Regions from separate parts of the Mus musculus genome. Here region 1 is linked to region 2. A link is a loop called in an ENCODE intact Hi-C map of the cell type or tissue named here. Cell type or tissue: left cerebral cortex. All regions are shown on one strand. Links, peaks and the distances in the headings refer to the core of each region. The heading gives the core; the rest is flanking DNA. Region 1 overlaps Eea1 (early endosome antigen 1). Region 2 has its middle 7.6 kb from the start of Gm24433.

Region 1 (9,476 bases), core at 2,750-7,749, 110 kb after region 2:
TCTACAATGTAATGTAGCATGTGTTGATCATACCTTTTACTTCTTAGCATTACCTGAACACTGGAACTAGGTAAAGAAAATATAATGATTGGATTAAATTAGTACAGATTCTATTATTACATGGCTTAGAAGGTTAAAGAAGTTTAGTTTTGTTTTGTGAGAGAGGATACAGGCTTGAAATGAATTTGCCTTTCATATTTGTTTATACCTTCTTTCTTTCATTTATTGGATATTACCGAGTGCTGGATGTCAGACACTGCTCAGTACCGAACATATAGAGGCACAGTGCCTGCCCTCTTGGGATGCAATCTAGTGGTGTGTGTATATAGGGATAATTGTGGTGTCTGTGGGGACAGTGAGGCATTTCTGCAGTAAGTAATCTTTCCTTTTTGAGTTTGATGAATGAATGACACAAGAGTCAGACAAAGAGAGAGACAGAATCCTGGATTCATGTATCCCTTCTGTGTTTAATCAGTAAATAGTATTGCCTCTATATGTTCGGTACTGAGCCATATTCTCAGCCAGGGAACTGATTCTGTGTCTATCTATGGCTGTGCATAAAACATACAAAGTGCCTGCTGCCGTGGATGCTTGCTGATGGTGCAAACAGCGCCCATGGTAATTAAGCAGGATGCACAGCTATCTGAGTGTCGTAGTCACATCCAGAAGGAGGGTCAGGGTGGGAGGCATGCAAGTGCTGTGTGAGGCTTACTGTGCATGCCAGGGTTGCTTGGTGTCTTAGTTTGGAATTCTAATGCGGCAACAAAACTTCATGACCAGAAAACACGTTGGGGAGGAAAGGGAAGGATGGCTAAGGATTTTTGCCTGGGCACCAGTTGAAATTGCTAGAATAAAAGCACAGATCTCCGTAGAGTGTCTGAGTTCCACTCGTCAGTAAGCACACAGAATCATCATCTCAGTGGGTTTTGTTGACATGACGTCCTCACTCTAACATTCTCAGTAACTACTTGAAGCTTCAGCATTCTTCCCAGCTCTGAATCCCTGCCTGGCTGATCCTGGCCTATTATTACCTACAATTACATCCTGATATGTGAGATTTTTTTCTTAAGTGATCTACCTTGACTTTCTATTCTTTTTCCTATTGCACCGTGTCTGCCTGTGCCCATATTTGCCTCCTCTGTCTGAATGTGACCCTTGACACTTCCTTCTGTCTTTCGAGCTTCAGTGGATAAGCCCACATATACTGCCCACTGTGGAGGTACCATAGTGTCTTATCATCTGATTCCTTTAGTCACTTATCTTCCAGCATTTTTTAATAAGTGTCATGAACAAGAAACCTATTCCTACATATCTCTTTATTTCTCAAAAATTCTTCCTAAACCAAATTTTCCTCTAGTTTCTACCCGCTTTTCATATAATTTACATTTAAGTTGTAAAAATAGTTTATATTTCTTTTCCTAGCTCAAGAAAACTGAGATACTTGTTAGATTTGCAACATGGAGGTTTTGGGCCTTGGTAAGAACAATTTGGCAGAGATGAACACCTGATAGGATTTCAAGGCGATGGGGGTTAAGCTGGATTGTATAACTGTAGGTTACCCTGGGATTTTACTGTTAAGAGTAGGAAAGAAATGAAAATGAAAACTTTGGTAGAGGTCAACAGCTAAGAGGGTTTTCTTACCTGGTGTCTCAGAGTTAACTGTAGGTGGAGACACAGCTGGAAATAAAACCACTGAGATGATTATTCTGTGTGGTTACTGGCGAGTGGAACTCAGACACTCTATGGAAATCTGTGCCTTTATTCTAGCACTTTTCAGAAGTATGGGAGGAAAGGGACAGATTGCAGTACTGATCTGGAGTTGGTATTTTGTGGGGTGGTTGTCTGGGGTATTTTGAGGTGACAGGAAATGAACTACAAGAAAAGTTTGAGGTTTAGAAAGAAAAGCTAGGCTAACATGAATCAGCTGGAAGGAGACTGAAGTGATAGGCATTGAAGATGAGGTCATGCAATCAGCAGATAGGAAGTTGTGGTCACTGAGTAAGACAGTCATACTTTTTAGTTTTCCTGATTTCAGACTATTGCAAAATCCTTGTGTGATTGCAGTATAGAATGAGTTCTGGTGAGGAATTAAGTTAATATGAATGTTGAGAGTGCACTGTTAATTCTGTCTGTGTTTTATATTTTGTGGGAAGTTTGCAGAAATTGAGAATAAGACAAAGACTAAATCATCAAGTCTTACTTCTTGAGTGACTTCAGGGATTTACAGGTAGCAATAAACTGTCAAGGGTGGCAATGCTGCAGACAGCCCTGGGCTAATCATAGATGATGGTAACTCCGTTCTCCTGGGAGGGGCTGTGAACAAGGAAGGAGTCAGCACTCAGGTGATTTCCTGTAAACCTGCTTCCCACCTTAATTTGTAAATAAAGGCTAGAGCCAGTGATTGGGTGGAGAGAGAGGGGAAGGTGGAGCTGAAGGTTTTGGGAGGAAAGGAAAGAAAGTGGGGATGACAGAGGAGGAGGAGGAAGGAAAGTGGAGCAGAAGCACCTGGACTGGAGAAAGCACAAGTTCTAAGGGGTCTCTTATATGGGGAAAATAGTAGTGAAGTGGTAGATCTGCCCAATCTAGGTGCAAAGCCTGTGTTCAGATTAATCGAGTTGTGTTTTCATTGCTTGGGCTTATTTGGGTTGGAGATTTACCACACTTCCAAACCAGCACAGGCTTATCTACGAGGAGGATGGCAGTGACAAAAGCAGGGGTAGGCGGCCTCCTCTGCTTGCCTACAGGACTAGTCTGATGGCCGGTTAGAGAGGGAGATGGGTAAACAGGATCCGGGAAGGGAAAACCTGATTTCAATGGAGAATGAAAACCGTGACTTCTGCAGAAAGCTTTGCCCTGGGGAACTTGGATGCCAGAAGAGTAGTCAAAGGTGGTGAGAGGAGTTCTTGGTGGCCGGAGCAAAAGCTGAGAGCAAGTAGGTGGTGTCATTCTTCATAACTGAAGCTTAGAGAAATGAGAAGCCCACTTGACAGTGATCAACTTTTAAATCATTCAAGATGCTGGTGCCTACTTGCCGCTAACACTGCATGGCCTACCTGTAAAGCTGGGGCTGTATTCTGGGTAGAAAGTAGATGTTGCAGATGTCATCTATTGCAGGATATTGAGGAAGAAGAGGGCTTTGCTGATTTAGAGGAGTCCTACTGGGCATAGAAGTAAGCTTGCATAAGTATATATGTGTGAGAGTGCAGTGATGTGGGGGTGGGCCGGGGGAGGGCCAGTGTAAGACAGGGTCTCTGTGTAGCCCTGGCTGTCCTGGTACTCACTCTGTAGACCTGGCTGGAACTCAGAGATCTACCTGCTTCTGTGTCCTAAGTGCTAGGATCAAAGGTGTTTGCCACACTACACCCAGCTGCACTGGTTGTTTTCATTCAGTGTTTATTTCAGAGCAACAGTGTCATGTGTCTTGGATATATACTAATGAAGAAGAAAGACAATGTATTTATATTCTGTGCCTTATGTTGTAGTGGGAGGTAGAAGGAAGTAAATAAACATGAGAGAAATAACTAAGCTCTACTGTGCTGAGCTAAGTGCAGTACAGTAGAGAAACCAGCATAGAGACTGTTGCAAAAGGCTACGGGTGGAAATGCATGGGCAGGACAGCTCCACCTAGAAGGTGACACTTGAGCAAACATTTGGAGAGGAGGGAGGGAATCACTTGGGTGTTAGGAAACATTTAAGGCAGTGGTCACTAGTCCAAAGGCCCGGAGGTAGGAGTGAGCCAGGGTTGTCACTGAGTGAGTCCCATGTGTCTGAAAAGGGCCAGCAGTGTAGGAAATAAGGTCAGAGTCTCAGGAAAAGGTGGTGTAAATGGTTTTGCTAAATTTATGCTTATAAATAATGTAGACTTATTAAATACGTGGTTTTAATTAATTTGCTACAAGAAAATGTAATTGTTTTAAGATGTAGGACTAATACTTTGAACAATTAAATTTACAATTAGTCATTTTGTGTTTAAGGAATAACTTTTTAAATTTTCCATTCTTAAAATAGTAATTTTAACTCTTTTAGAATGATTTGGAGCAAGTGTTACGTCAGATTGGAGATAAGGACCAAAAGATCCAGAACCTTGAAGCCTTGCTGCAGAAGGGTAAAGAAAGCGTTTCCTTACTAGAAAAGGAAAGAGAAGATCTTTATGCAAAAATCCAGGCCGGTGAAGGAGAGACTGCTGTTCTTAACCAGTTACAAGAGAAAAATCATGCACTGCAGCAGCAGGTATGCTTGTGAACTTGACGGTTCTAACTTTACCCTAGTCCCCGGGAGCTATGGCAGCTGTTTGTCAAGGAAATTCATGATCCTGACCTTTCTTACTTGTTTTAAAATGTTATTTTTTATATCATATATTTATCATCAAGGTAGGTCACTATGTATTGAAGGCCTGTACAGTGCTTTGATAAAAGATGTGTGTAGTTCATGTCCTAGGATGTTTAAAAAAAGAAATGAGTGATGAATTAATAAGTTAAATGTTAGAATCAAATGTTTGCTATTACTGAGTATTGTATAATATTTAAAACTCAATGGTTATTTATGTTTTGATAATGTATTTGTCTTTGGATAATATAAAGCTTCCTAATAGTTTTAATAAATTGTTATTCCAAAATATATAAACAGTTTAATAGAAATATATAAAAATCTTAACTGAAGCGGGGTGCAGTGGTACACATATTTAGTCCTAGCACTTGGGAGGCAGAGGCAGGCAGATCTTTGTGAGTGCAAAACTAGGCTGGTCTACATATCAAGTTTCATGCCAGTTAGGGCTATCTAGTGATATTTTATTAAAAATAGGTAAATAAATAACTGAAAATATTTTATATCTGATGTTTTGGAAAAATTAAGTAATAGTAGGTGCTAATTGGGGAGCTAGAGTGTAACATGAATTCCTGCCACATGTCCTGTTTAGTTGTTTTCTTAGTTTCCGTTTTGTTTTAAGACTGAGATCTCACATACAAACTCAGCTGATGAGGCCTCATCAGACAAGTACTTTACAATACCTTCTAGTGATTATGGGTGTGAAGGACAAACCATAATAATGTGACTAGAAGTGGGCATGAACTATATATTCTATATGGGCAGAACACCCATATAGAACTGCTAAAGATAAAACGGGTAAAATACTTGAGTAGAAACTAACACTGGAAAAAGGCATCAATGAACAGAAAAGCAGGACAGTTGGAAGCATTCAAAATGAAGCAGAGAAGAGAGACCCGCGTCTCCGTGGGGCAGCATCTCATAGGCTGGCTGAGAGTAGTGAGGAGGATGACTCATTAAAATGCATCTGTAGATTTAAAAAACCTCCCATGTACATGAAAGGAAATATCAGATGAATTAGGTTTCATCTACATTTTTAAAATGTATGCTTTTGAAAATACAACATTACAAAGGTAAAGTCAACCTAAAAACAGTATAATTTGTCTGAGAGCTTAGAGATACTGACAGTGGCAAGGAGCCCTTTGTTATCAGGTCAGTGGGGAGCTGCGGGGGCGAGGGTGACTACAGGGCCCATGTGAAATAGCTTTGTGTAGGGGAAACATTCTTTACTGAGTGTGCACCTTATCAGATCTCAGATTTGATACTTAAGTTAGGTGAGTTTTATTGCATATAAACTCTAGTTAAATAGAGATTATCTAAAAATAATAATATCTAGCTGAATTTGATGTTCCTAGGATTTGGGCTTATTATACTGGCTTGTTATGAAAGGTTTGAACATTTTTACTTGAAAAACCTTGCAATTACCTGTTATAGGGCAATTCAGAATTCTGAGGGTAGTTTGGTTTGAGTGTCTTCATTTTTGTTGTGGTTTGCAAACTTTGTAATTAGACTCTTGCATGTGTACTAGCTAACTCAACTGACGGAGAAGCTGAAGAATCAGTCGGAAAGCCATAAACAAGCCGAGGAGAACTTGCATGACCAGGTACAGGAACAGAAGGCACATCTTCGAGCTGCACAAGACCGTGTTCTTTCTCTGGAAACCAGTGTCAGTGAACTAAGCAGTCAGTTAAATGAAAGCAAGGAGAAGGTCTCGCAGCTTGACATACAGGTAATATGCTGTGCCATGAGTTTGTATGTATAAAACATCGTTTTAGACCATACACGTGTTTTTTGCATACATTTGAGTGGAAAATGACACAAATTAAATTATGTAGTTTCTTGAGGTTTTCTTTGTCCACAGATATTTCTGTTCTTTCTCCCTATGGACAGGTGATTTCTGTAGTGTAACTTTTGATTCCTACTTTCAAGGTCCTCCCTGGTAGGACTGTCAGCACAGTGTGAAGGTAAGTTAGCACATGCAGTGTCTGCGAGTACCCAGGAGCCTGTTGTTAGAGCGAGCTTACTGTGGAAGGGCTTTAATGCCTACGTCCAACAGTGTAGGCTGCAGTAGTAGCCAGGTCTCCACTCTTCATGAATGTAAAGGGCCTGGAGGTGGGTCTTCCTCCCATCCTCCCATCCTCCCATCTTCTGAGATGATGGTGCAGCCAGTACTCAGCTCCCTTACGTCTTCACGGATTACATGATTTTGGAAAATATGCCACATATATATTGAAGCATTTCATGATTTTTAGTTTATTGGATAAATGAACTGCTATATGTAAATGAAGCTGATTGCACAAAAATGAGTTCTTTGTCAGTGAGTTGATTACTTCTGTTATTTTAAGTATAGCTTTCTTTAGTTTTTAATTTGAACTCAGTATAGAGATATACCTTATCCAACATTATTTCTGCAGACTAAGTATTGAGATATTAATTATTTGAAGTTTTTTTTCTGCTTAAAATTACCCTTAACATGGATAGTTTACATCTTTTGTATTCACTTAGCTAAATGAGTATCATTTTCACTCTGCTAAAAACATTTTAATTTCAGATATATTTATATCTTTTCTACTTTTTGCTTTTTTTATTAGAGGTGACTTGTGCTAAACTTATTTCAGTACTTATTACTTTTAATAAAGAGAGTATAACTCTTAACTCCTTTGATTCTTGTTCAAAGTAGAAAGCCTGACGTTTTCAATATGTAATTTCTTGACTTTTAATGATCATCAAAGGAAAACTCTTTATATGAGAAGTTATCTGGAAAGAGTACATTTTAAATGTACTTTTAGTTTTATTGTTTGGACTCCATACTGAAACCCTTGATCTTTGGAGCCACCACTTGAAATGGCGTAGTTCAGTTGATTGTGATACTGGTAGACGTTAGATGTGTCCTTTTGAAAAATAATTCAGAAAAAAATATACAAGTTATTTGTCTTTTAGAGATAGGATCTAAGCATGTAACATAGACTAGAATAGAGCACATAATCCTTTTGCCTCTGCCTCTAACATGCTTGGATCACAGCCTAGTATCCCAACTCCTGGTACTGTTTCCTTCACAAGGGGCAGAGCACTGTGGGTTGGTGTCACAGGAACAGCTTCCTGCTGTCAGGTGGCCATCACTAGGAGTCTTCTCCCTCACCCACTTCTGTTTAGGAGATTTCACATATGTGCTTTTCAGTGTCTCAATTATTACTTTCTACTAATGCACCTAATTTTTAATACTTTTGTGATAAAATCAATATGTCTTAAGAAAGGAAAGTCAACAATTAAATATAGAATTAAAAATTTGTAAACTTTGTTACAGATTAAAGCCAAAACTGAATTATTACTATCAGCAGAAGCAGCAAAAGCTGCTCAGAGAGCTGATCTTCAGAATCACTTGGACACAGCTCAACATGCGTTACAGGATAAACAACAGGTAGGAAGACTGGTGATGTTTTGCTTGGTGTACACATACTAATACTTCCCTTCATACACATGAAATCATACGTAAGTAACTATGGTACTTGCATGTTACTTACATCTGGAAAAATGTTTGCATGTGATCAGAGTTGGAAATGATAATGTGAAAATATTTATAAGAGCAACCACATAAAGGTGTGCTCTTTATCTGTCTAAATATTACTAACAAAATTCCTGAGCAAACATCAAAAAGATGAAACAATAAACAATTTCTAGCATTTGCATGATGAGGATTTGTTAATATCCTTGTTATTTAAAACTTTGTAAGCAGGAAGTGGACCACTAAGGAAATTCAGGCTGACCATTACTTACCCAAAAGATCTGACATTGAAAATATCCCCAATACAAAACTTTTTGAGTAACAATGACGGATTTAGAGCACATGAAATCTTAAGTTTCTGATTAAGGGTTATTAACCTGTGAATTCTATATTCCAAAACCTGATTTTTCAGATTTTGTGCTCTGGAGCATTTCATATGTAACAAAGACTCCATTTGTATACAAATATAAAACTGTGCTAGAAACCATTCAGGATCCTTAAGAATCAGTTACAAATTGATACAATATTGAGATACATTTGTCACTATAGAGGGAAACTCAGTGTGTATGTGTTTGTGTGTGTGTGTGTGTGTGTGTGTGTGTGTGTGTGTGTGTGTGTGTGTGTGAGTGAGTGAGACGGGGCTGTTTAAGGATATATATATATATATATATATATATATATATATATATATACATATATATATATATATACATACACACATATATATATATACATACACATACATGTATATATGTATGTATATGCATGTGTATATGTTTTAAGAATTGAGTGGAAAATGAGGGGCAAGAGTCTTGAAGGATGATCAAGAAAAGTATTTAAGAAAATGCTATAATGAAACTATTTCTTTGCTAATTAAAAATAAAATAATTTTTAAAATTTAGAATTTCCCATATTTTATAGTGTTTTATGCTAAGGGAATAATAACTATAAATAGTGTATTTTTATCTCTGGTACTAAATACAGAAAGTATAATAGTGATCTAGGAATTTAAAATAGATTAGTAATAAGTTGAATAGCTAAAAAAAAATGAGTTATACCAAAAAAGATGGGAATTTATGCAGCTGCATATAATCTAGAGAACTACTAGAAAGTTTTATGGTAAATTGTTGTGATAAAATAAAGAAATTTAAAATAAAATAGTATGCAAGTAGGATCTTATTTTTATATTATTTACATAATTATTTATTTACTATAATGCTGGAGATCGAATCCAGGGCCACTCTCATTCTAGGAATGCTAGCTCCTACAGAGCCTCAGCCTGTTAATATCAGTACATAAAACAAGTAGAAGAGAAATTAATATACAGAGAAGACTAGCAGGAAAGTTATCAAAACATTGACACTGAAATCCCATGGGTGGCAGATGTACTAGTAATTTTTATTATATTCTTTCTATGAAACTGGATATTCTAGTGACTTAAGCAAGTGTCACAGATGTAACAACTACAATATTTTTGGAATATAATTTCTAGATAGTGCTTTGAAAATTGAAAACATTCAGCTACAGTATAATAGTTACTTCTATTAACTTGTTTAATGATCTGCCATATGTTTTAGCCTTTAGATAATACTTCTAGAAAAGTATTGAAACTCTGTTAACTGGCTGTGGAAGTAGCTCAGTGGCATAGTTT
Region 2 (9,476 bases), core at 1,427-6,426:
AAGCCTGATGACCTGAGTTGGCCAAAAAGTTGTATTCTGATTTCTACATACACCATGGCACTCTTCGCTGTACACAGAACCCATGGGGGAAGAAATCTCCTAATCTCTGTGAGTTTTAGGCCAACTGGTCTACATAGTGAGTTCCAGGTCAACCAGGGCTACCTAATGAGAGTGTGATGTGTGCGCGTGTGCATGAGCGTGTGTGCAGAACACAGTTTGTTTTTAACTACTCAGCTCCTCGGTCCATGAATCTTAAGGATCCCTGTCATGAACATGCTGTGTCAGGCACGTGGACAGATACCTTTGTGCCTGTCTACAATGTATGTCAGATGTTTTGAATAACAAAAAAATTACAGTTACATCCATTTTACTGGCAGCATTTGCCAAGTAGTTCTGACGCCCTCAATAGCTGGCTGAAGCAAACACAGATTCTTCAATTATGATTTTTAGCTACTAAGATGAACTCTTAGATTGTATGTTACATATCATATGGCACGTGCAAACAACGTATTAAAGAGGCAAGCAGAAAGCTGATGCAAAAAAAAATCTGTGAGAACGAGCTAATTAAACTCTGTTGGAGAAGCCACTTCAGTCAAGCCTCAGCATCACCGTTAAGCCAAGTTTCAGGGTTAAGTGGAGCTGTAGAAGTAAGATGCCAGACTGAAAAAGTTGTAGAGCATGAAGGGCAGGAGTAAGTCCAGATGGATGAGAGGGTAGACAAATGCATGGCAGGTCCTGATGTACAACAAGCACACAGACAAGTGGATGTGTAGAGGGATAGAAGGTGGTTGCTGACTAACCTGAAAGGATAGTTGGGAGTCCTCTTCCTGTTCACCCCCTTATGCATACACTGAAGAGTCAGACAACATGGATCACTGGGAGCTGTCTCAGCATCAGTCTGGTGTCTCCTCCTTTTTATGGAGTCCAGGTGAAGGTGTTGTACCCTTTCCTTGTTCTGAAATGTAAGTTCTTAAATATGGTATCCCTGATATGATACTTTTATAATGTGACTAAAATATATCGATCTGGTCATATGGTCCCAATTAATTTTGATAAATTTATAGTCTGACACGTTTTTCACTTTTAGGAATAAGCTATCAGTTTGTGCCTTAAGAGTAGTCCTGGATGGGTGGTGTTGCAATACTATTTTACACAATAAAAAGTAATGGAGCAGGACGTTGCCTGATCTCAGTAGCCCTCTGATTTCATCCTTTGTGGCAAACAAGGCTAGAATGTTCTGGTGTCATCTCAGGAGATATAATTATCAAGTGGAAGCAATCATCAAATACTTTCCTGACAGTCAGAATAGAAGAGAAGTATCTTGGAGGAAAGAAAGAGAGAGAAGACTTTTTAAATTTCATTTTCATTATGTTTGTGTGCACGTGTGCATGCCCATGCCATACTCAGTATGTGCAGAGGTCAAAGGAAAACCTTGTGGAGTAAGTTCTCTTCTTCCAACTTTACATGGGCTTCAGGATTAGAGTAGAACAATCTCCTGGTCAAGAGAATGGCATCTTGGGCCTATACGGAGTCCTAGCTTTCCAGTTGGGTGGGCTCAATCGCTTTGGCTAAGGGAAGACCTCTAGGAAAGCAGACTCATCTTAGGCCATGCTAAAGAGACTGGTAAATAATTCATTCTTTTTTAAAATTGGATATTTTATTTATTTACATTTCTAGTATTATCCCCTTTCCCAGTTTCCCCTCAGCAAACTCCCTATTCCACCCCCACCCCTTAGTCTACTCCCCCACCCACTCCTGCCTCACCACCCTAGCATTCCTCTACAGTGGGGTATCAAGCCTTCACAGGACCAAGGGCCCCCCTCCATTGATGCCAGATAAGGTCCCTTCAGCTCCTCAGTCCTTCCCCTAACTCCTCCATTGGGGTCCCCGTGCTCAGTCCGATGGTTGGCTGCAAGCATCCCCATCTGTATTTGTCAGGCTCTGGCAGAGTCTCTGAGGAGACAGGCTTCAGTCAGTATGCACTTCTTGGCATCAGTAATAGTGTCTGGGTTTGGTAACTGTATGTGGGAGGGATCTCCAGGTAGGGAAGTCTCTGGATGGCCTTTTCTTCAGTCTCTGCTCCACACTTTGTTCCTGAAGTAGCGGGTGGGAGAGACTTGGGAGGAAGAGAAGAGTGTGTGGGGGGGGGGGGGGGGAAGAATCAGGTATGGGAGGAGATAGAGGAGATGTACAGAGAGGAAATTGAACAGAGGTCTGTAGCAATGGGGGATGGGGAACTGGGAATAGCAACCAGAAAGTCCCAGATGCCAGGAAAGCAAGAGCCTCCCAGGACCCTACGGGATGACATTAGCTGAAATACCCCACAAAGGGGAGAGAGAACCTGTCGAGACCATATCCAGAGGTTAGGCATGCTCCCTCACCCTGGTTGAGGGATGGGGCCACCCATCCGTCTCCAAAATTTTAACCCTGAATTCCTCCTGTCTAAAGGAAATACAGGGACAAAGAGTGGAGCAGAGACTGAATAATTCATTCTTTATTGAGCTCCTGTACTTTTCCTTCCCAGCATCCTCTTCCTATTGCAGAAGCTTGTGAGTTGTAACCATGTAAGGTCATTAGTCTGTCCATTTTTCTAAATTATCCAGAAAATTCTAACATTTCCCTATCTTCTATGTTTTCTAAGCACATTTTCCTTAACACTTTGGACTTTCCTCCCAACATTTTGGACTTCCGTGCTCTTTCTCTCAAACTTCTTCCCTCCCTGACTTGTGGGCCATGTGTCTGACCACCACACCAGCTTACATAGCATGGCTCTCCCTTCTTGCCTGCCTTCTCCTCTGGACAACAGCTTGCTTGCCCTGTGTTTTTTTTTTTTTTCGAACTCTGTTGAAATTATCCTTGAGCTTCCATGTTATGGATGGCCCTGGAGCTGTTGTATTTTGATGTTAGTTCTGCTTTCCCTGGAGGAGCTGTCTGGAATGAGGACTGAGTCACATACTCAGGTGACTTCTTATGAACCATCTCCTAATGAATAAAGGAATCAATCACTAGGCAAGTATTGGGGGACTTCCGGGTTGGATGGAGGAAGAGAGGAAGCAGGAGAGAGTTAGGGGCTTTTTGGACAGTGTTAGTGAGAGGGCAACATGTAGCTATTAGTGTTTCCGGTTTGATTTGGCATCGGAGGATTTATATTTAATATGGTTTACAAGATTGGGATTCTCGTTGTTGTGCCATTGTTTCTGAACTAAGTTTGTGTGGCATTTTCCTTCATGCAGTGGATCAACTGGGTTTAAGAGAGAAAGGTATGGAGACAAAGCGTGGGTTTGCCAGATGTACACTGCAAAGGCCGTGGGAAGCATGGGGCAGGCATAGTAGCAACCCATCAGTGGGAACTTAGCAAGCTGGGTGGAGAGATTTTGGAGCTCTGAGTCAGAAATTCTCCACAAGATAAGAACTGGCTGGCAAGACGGCCGGGGCTGAGAATAGCTGGGTGAAGAACTGGAACTTGCCGTTCTTTTTACTATTTCCCACAACAATTCCATTTTAGTTTCTTTTAAAATTCTTTTACTAATAACATTAAGAACCCCAAAAGGAGGCCCCAATATTCCCTTTACCACTGTGTCATCTCACTGTCCCCACATCAGTTATCTTTGCCATTTGGTAATGTGATGTTTTCTCGTGTGCTTTCTGATCATTTTATTTTCCTTCCCTCATTCATGTCATTTTCCTGCCTTTCACAAAGGCTATCTTTCTGAAGGTTGATTGTGAAAAGCACAGTAGCCCATTAGAGAATAATAGTACCTGATGGTTATCTTTCTCTGTGTAGCTGAAGCTGGCCAAGGATTTATAATCTCCCTGTCTCCAATCACTAGAATGACAGGCATGGAATTCCCCTTCGTATAAGCTTTGCTTCTGGAAAGTCTGATTATCCAGGACCACACTCAGGAAGAAGAATGAGGAGAGGAGCCCCTGTAGCACGCGGAGCAGGACATGCTTGGGATACAACATCACAAGAATGAAAAGGATGATAAGGATGGTACTGGTATGTTTCTGAAGGTGATTTAGCAATATGGACAGACTGTCCACCAGGTTGTCCTTGATACTTGATACTCTTTTGTGCATTGGCTTGGCCTCTGAACTTTGGCATATATGAAGTGTTAGTAGAGTTTACTCAGGCTCTTGAACATGATCTGGGCAAAACTGTTGTATGCATTGCTGAGGCAGAGGCAAATGCTTCTTCAATGCCTGTTCTCTTCAAATTCTACCATAGTCTCTGTGACTATGAGATTTTGGAAGAGCACATGTCTAAATCTGGTCCTTTCCTGTCTTTCTGGCAGCTAAAGACGTTTCTTGTCATCTGGATGTGAGTAGATGTCTATGCCACTTCTGGATCATGCCTTTAAAGGGTATTCTTTTGGTATTTGGTTCTGTTTTGTTTTAGAGACAGGGTTTTCATATCTTAGGCTGTTCTTGAACTCTCAAACTCACTATGTAAGTGAGAATGACTTTGAACTACTGGTTCTCTTCCCAATTGCTGGGATCATAGGTATGCGCTGCTGTGTGTTGGGGTCATAGGTATGCACTGCTGTGCTGTGTGTATGACATATGGAGATCAAACCCAGAGCTTTGGCACATACTAAGAAGGATTCTACCAGCAGGGCTAAAACTCCAGCCTAGGACTGATATTGTTTTAGTTTTATTGTTTTTGTTTGTTTGTTTTGTTTGCCTTAAGGATTGAACTCAGGGCCTGGCACTGTAAGTAAGCCCCTTACCACTTTTTGTTGTTGTTGTTGTTGTTGTTGACTGGCAGCTTTATTTCTTTGGTGTTTAATTTCTACAATATTCTTTTTTTTTCTCTCTCTCTTTTTTATTAGGTATTTTCCTCGTTTACATTTCCAATGCTATCCCAAAAGTCCCCCATACCCACCCCCCCATCCCCTACCCACCCACTCCCCCTTTTTGGCCCTGGCGTTCCCCTGTACTGGGGCATATAAAGTTTGCAAGTCCAAAGGGCCTCTTTTTCCAGTGATGGCTGACTGAATTCACCATTCATTCATTCATTCATTTGCCATGCTAAGCATCAAAGCTAGAACCTGCCTCTGACTTTAGCCATTCTTGTGGGCTCTAGGACCATTTTCTCACTTTCGAAAACTAATGGTTCTGTCAGCTTCCAAGGCTCCAGATAGAGTTACCTGGATCCAGATAGAGTTACGTTCTCAATGGCTATCTGTAGGGCTGGTAATACAATCTAAAATATGGTAGTGGGGGTGGGAGGGTAATAAGATCCTGTGATGTGAACTTGATCAGTAAGAAACATGACAGGCCATTGCATACACTAGCAAGATTTTATTGAAAGGACGCAGATGTAGCTGTCTCTTGTGAGACTATGCCGGGGCCCAGCAAACACAGAAGTGGATGCTCACAGTCAGCTAATGGATGGATCATAGGGCTCCCAATGGAGGAGCTAGAGAAAGTAGCCAAGGAGCTAAAGGGATCTGCAACCCTATAGGTGGAACAACATTATGAGCTAACCAGTACCCCGGAGCTCTTGACTCTAGCTGCATATATATCAAAAGATGGCCTAGTCGGCCATCACTGGAAAGAGAGGCCCATTGGACTTGCAAACTTTATATGCCCCAGTACAGGGGAATACCAGGGCCAAAAAGGGGGAGTGGGTGGGCAGGGGAGTGGGGGTGGGTGGATATGGGGGACTTTTGGTATAGCATTGGAAATGTAAATGAGTTAAATACCTAATAAAAAATGGAAAAAAAAAAAAAAGAAACATGACAGGTAAATTGCTCTCCTTTACTGCACCTGACAACATGTTCTGAGAGGCCTTGCCTACATGGTTTTCATCTGATAGCTTGTTTGGAATATAGAAACAGACTTTACCATGGATCTATTCATTTCAGTAAATTTCAGTGGGAACTTGAGAGATTGAATAACACAGGCTAAAGAGCACTGCTCTAAGAAGCAGCTGCTCCTCTCTCCACACAGCACTGACACCTGCATGCATTGCTTTCAAACCAGTGCAAACCAAGCATAAAGGCACACCTAGAAAGCACCGAGGAAGAGGCCCATTCCAGGTACACAGAGCTAGGAGCTGGGGTGTTCTTGTCTGAAACATTGCAAGTCAGAAGACTCTCAAAAACATCTCCCCACAAATCAAGAATCTATAGACAGATCGTTGAACAAGCAAAACTCCAAATTATTAATTATACACAGCTATGCTATTCTAAGAAATGGTACAGAAATATCTTCAGCCAGAAGCAGTAGTCTATTGGACAAGGACTTGGATCTGCTCAGGAAATAAGGAGTGTCAGAAAGGTCAGGATTGGCAGATAAGTGCAAAATTCTTTTGAAAATTCTAGTTGCACAAAAATGTTGGGTGATAGTCTAAAACAAAAATAGTATGCATATGGATAAGGGGCTCACATGTTCAATCTACCTGAAGAAGTACTGGTAGTTAATACCTTCTGGAAGAGAGACAATCTTTCTTCTCTGGGGTATGGATACTGGTAGGTTGTCCATGTTCTCCCATGGTTGGACCACACCCATGCACATTAAGAAGTACTACTTGGATATATATATGTGTGTGTGTGTGTGTGTGTGTACTGAAAAACAAAGTATTTTAAGTATGAATATGTATATACATACATACACATATATGCATATCATATACATATGTATATATATATATATACATATTATATATAATGGATTTATACATGATATGTATAATGGGATATACATTTTTTCTAAGACAGGGTTTCTCCGTGTAACACTGGCTGTCCTAGAACTCTCTTTGTAGACCAAGCTGACTTCAGACTCACAGAGATCCACCTGCCTCTGCCTCCTGACTACTGGGCTTAAAGGTGTGCTCTACCATGCCTGGCTGGGTTAATTTTCTTTTCTTTTTTTTTTTTAAAAGAAAAGGATATAAAATTGGTCGGGGGAGGTATTGGGGAAAACTGAAGGGTGAAAAGGAGAAACTGGGAGAAGATATAATCATATTTCATTGTTTAAATGTATACAATTTAAATGTATACAATTCTCAAAAACTAAAATGTTATGATAGTAATAAAAATCCCATAATAGTCCAGATTGCACAGGAGAGCACAGTGCAAAACAACCATTGTATCAATGAAATGGAAGAGTTGAACTCATGTCAGATACAATTTTGCAAGCTAGTCTGTGATTAGGTGAAGACCAATCAGGTTGATCTAATTGGTATGGATTAAAACATCCTGGGTCTAAGCAAAAAATAAAAATATGCCTTTGAGTCAGAGGAAATAAAACTAGACACAAATGACAGAAAGGTAACTGGAAACAAATCTTTAAATCTTTAAAATACCAACTGGTCAAAAACAAAGCCACAGGATGCAATGGTTATCTTCATCGTCAACGGACTGGGGGTTGGGAATCACCTAGGAGACAGAGACAGACCTTTGGGTGTATGCATGAAGGTATCTCCAGAGAGGCTTAACTGAGGAAGGCAGAACCACCCTAAGTGTGGATGCATCGTCCCCTGGGCTCAGGGCCCAGGCTGAGAAAAAGGAGAGCGAGCTGAAGACTCGAGCTCAGTGTTCTGCTTCCTAACTGTGAAGGCAGTGTGAGCAGCTGCCTCGAATGCCTGCCTCTGCCTTTCCCTTAATGGTGGACTTCAGCCCCTTAATTTATGATCCAAATATAAATGCTTTGAGAGTTTTACATAATAAGTCTATGATAAAATATAGGCCTCAATATTTTATCAAGAGACTAAGGAAAAAATTTAAATTCCATCTCATTGTATTTTTCAACAAGAAATTTGAAGGTGATCAAAAAGAACCATGGTAGCTAGAATCTGTATTATCATTTCCCTCCCCTCCTGCCTCTTCATGGAAGAGGACACCGCTGTTGCTGTTGCTGCTGCTGCTGCTGGTGGTACTAGTACTAGTACTACCACCACCACTACAACTACTATGTTGGGAATTGGTTCTAATGATTTGTCTTATCTCAGCTCCCAAAAGCTGTGCTTCTAGACCTGAGGGTCCCTGCCCCCAGCTGGCTTCAATTGATAATAAAGAATTGCCATACAGCCAATGGTTGGGTAAGGAGACAGGGTGAGACTTAGAGAGAGAGAGAGAGAGAGAGAGAGAGAGAGAGAGAGAGAGAGAGAGAGAGAGAGAATTGGCATGACTCAGAGGCAGAGGAATCAGATTTAAGAGAGCTGCAGGAGAGAAACCATCTCACAATGTAGGTGGATAGGGAATGCAGCCCAATGGGGGTGGGGCTGCTCAGAAGCTAACTGGGCAGCAAAGATAAAATATAGATTTAGAAGGTGTTAAGCTAGGAATACTAGAGGGGAGTGTTTGGTAGCAACAGGGAGGTTTAGAGGAGCCCAGCCATTGAACTAGTCAAGGCATATCAAAATTAACTGCTGTGCCCGTGCGTGTGCGTGCGCATGCGTGTGCTTGTGTGTGTGTTTCATTTGAGAATCCAGAGAGCTCTTGGGCAGGTGCAGCACACTGGGAACCAAAGAGGTTTAACTAATTCACCACTATACTACTACTTCCCTTCGTCTTCCTCTTCCCCCTCCTCCTTCTCCCCTGTGTCCTCCTTCATCCCCCCCCCCCCCCCGTGTGTGTTAATGTGTGAGTGCAGGTGTGCGACAGTACATATGTGAGAGGTCGGAGGATAACCGTGGGTGTTGATCCTCAACTTCCACCTAATTCGAAACAGGGTACCTTATCATTTGTGGGTTTGCAATCCAGGCTAGCTAGCACATCAACCTCCAGGGATTTTCTTGCCTGTGCCTCCCACATAGGAGCGCTGCAATGAAGAGATCTAGTGCATCTCGATTTAGTTGGGTGGGATCTGAATGCATACCATCCTCATGCCTACCTAGCAAGCACTTTATCTTATACGCCATTTTCCTAGCCCTGGCATCTTTTTATTAAACATTGCCCGTAGGATTCCTTCTTGAGCTTGTCTCTGGCTATTTACTTTTGTTTACCTTCTTTTTAGAAGGAAAGGTTTTCTGTAAGAAAGGGTACTGTGATATAAACCATACTGTAAGTTGTTACAACCTGTTTGAGCCTGTCCAAAACAGCCCATAAGAGTGAAAGAAGCCACCTCGTCTGAACTTCAGCATGGTTATGTCAAGTGTCCTCCAAGGCACCCTGCTCTGGGTGAGGCTGGGCCCCACCTCTGTAACTGGGAGAAAGGAGAACCACAAACAGTTAAAGGTGTTAAGAACCCTGTACCTTGATAACTAGGAGAGATTGTTTCAGCGCCACGAAATCGGTTTCTGCTGAGCCCTATGAGCCCCTGATTTGATGACATTACTTTTGTTCCCTCTCCCAATTAGGCTACCTGCACATTTTTGTTGGGTGTTGTAAATGCCTTGTTTGATGTCTTGCTCTTCGTTGCTTCTGTCTGTCTGATACGTTTTCCTTGTTCTTTTGCTGACTATATACTTAATAGATTCACTCACTTGAAACTGGAAAAAAAAATGGCTCTGTAGATCATTCTCCATA

The links. A loop is a pair of places that touch in the nucleus more often than their neighbours do. Peaks named below come from ENCODE experiments on the same cell type or tissue, not always from the same donor. Only the 100,000 strongest peaks of a DNase experiment are listed, where the experiment ranks them.
Region 1: a loop joins it to region 2, with 3 times the contacts of the local background. A loop is called at or near these places in 3 of 42 quality-filtered maps.

Annotation. Positions count from the first base shown.
Region 1 is chr10:96,013,980-96,023,455 of GRCm38, forward strand. Eea1 (early endosome antigen 1) reads left to right here. Exons shown (of 29, transcript NM_001001932.3): 14 at 4,027-4,230; 15 at 5,852-6,052; 16 at 7,628-7,741. Among named protein-coding and RNA genes, the nearest start is that of Eea1, 78 kb to the left of the region's middle. In left cerebral cortex, for the core only: no CTCF peak of the experiment used is centred there; a DNase peak (open chromatin) is centred at 5,237.
Region 2 is chr10:95,901,513-95,910,988 of GRCm38, forward strand. No RefSeq gene overlaps it. Among named protein-coding and RNA genes, the nearest start is that of Gm24433, 7.6 kb to the left of the region's middle. In left cerebral cortex, for the core only: no CTCF peak of the experiment used is centred there; a DNase peak (open chromatin) is centred at 3,357.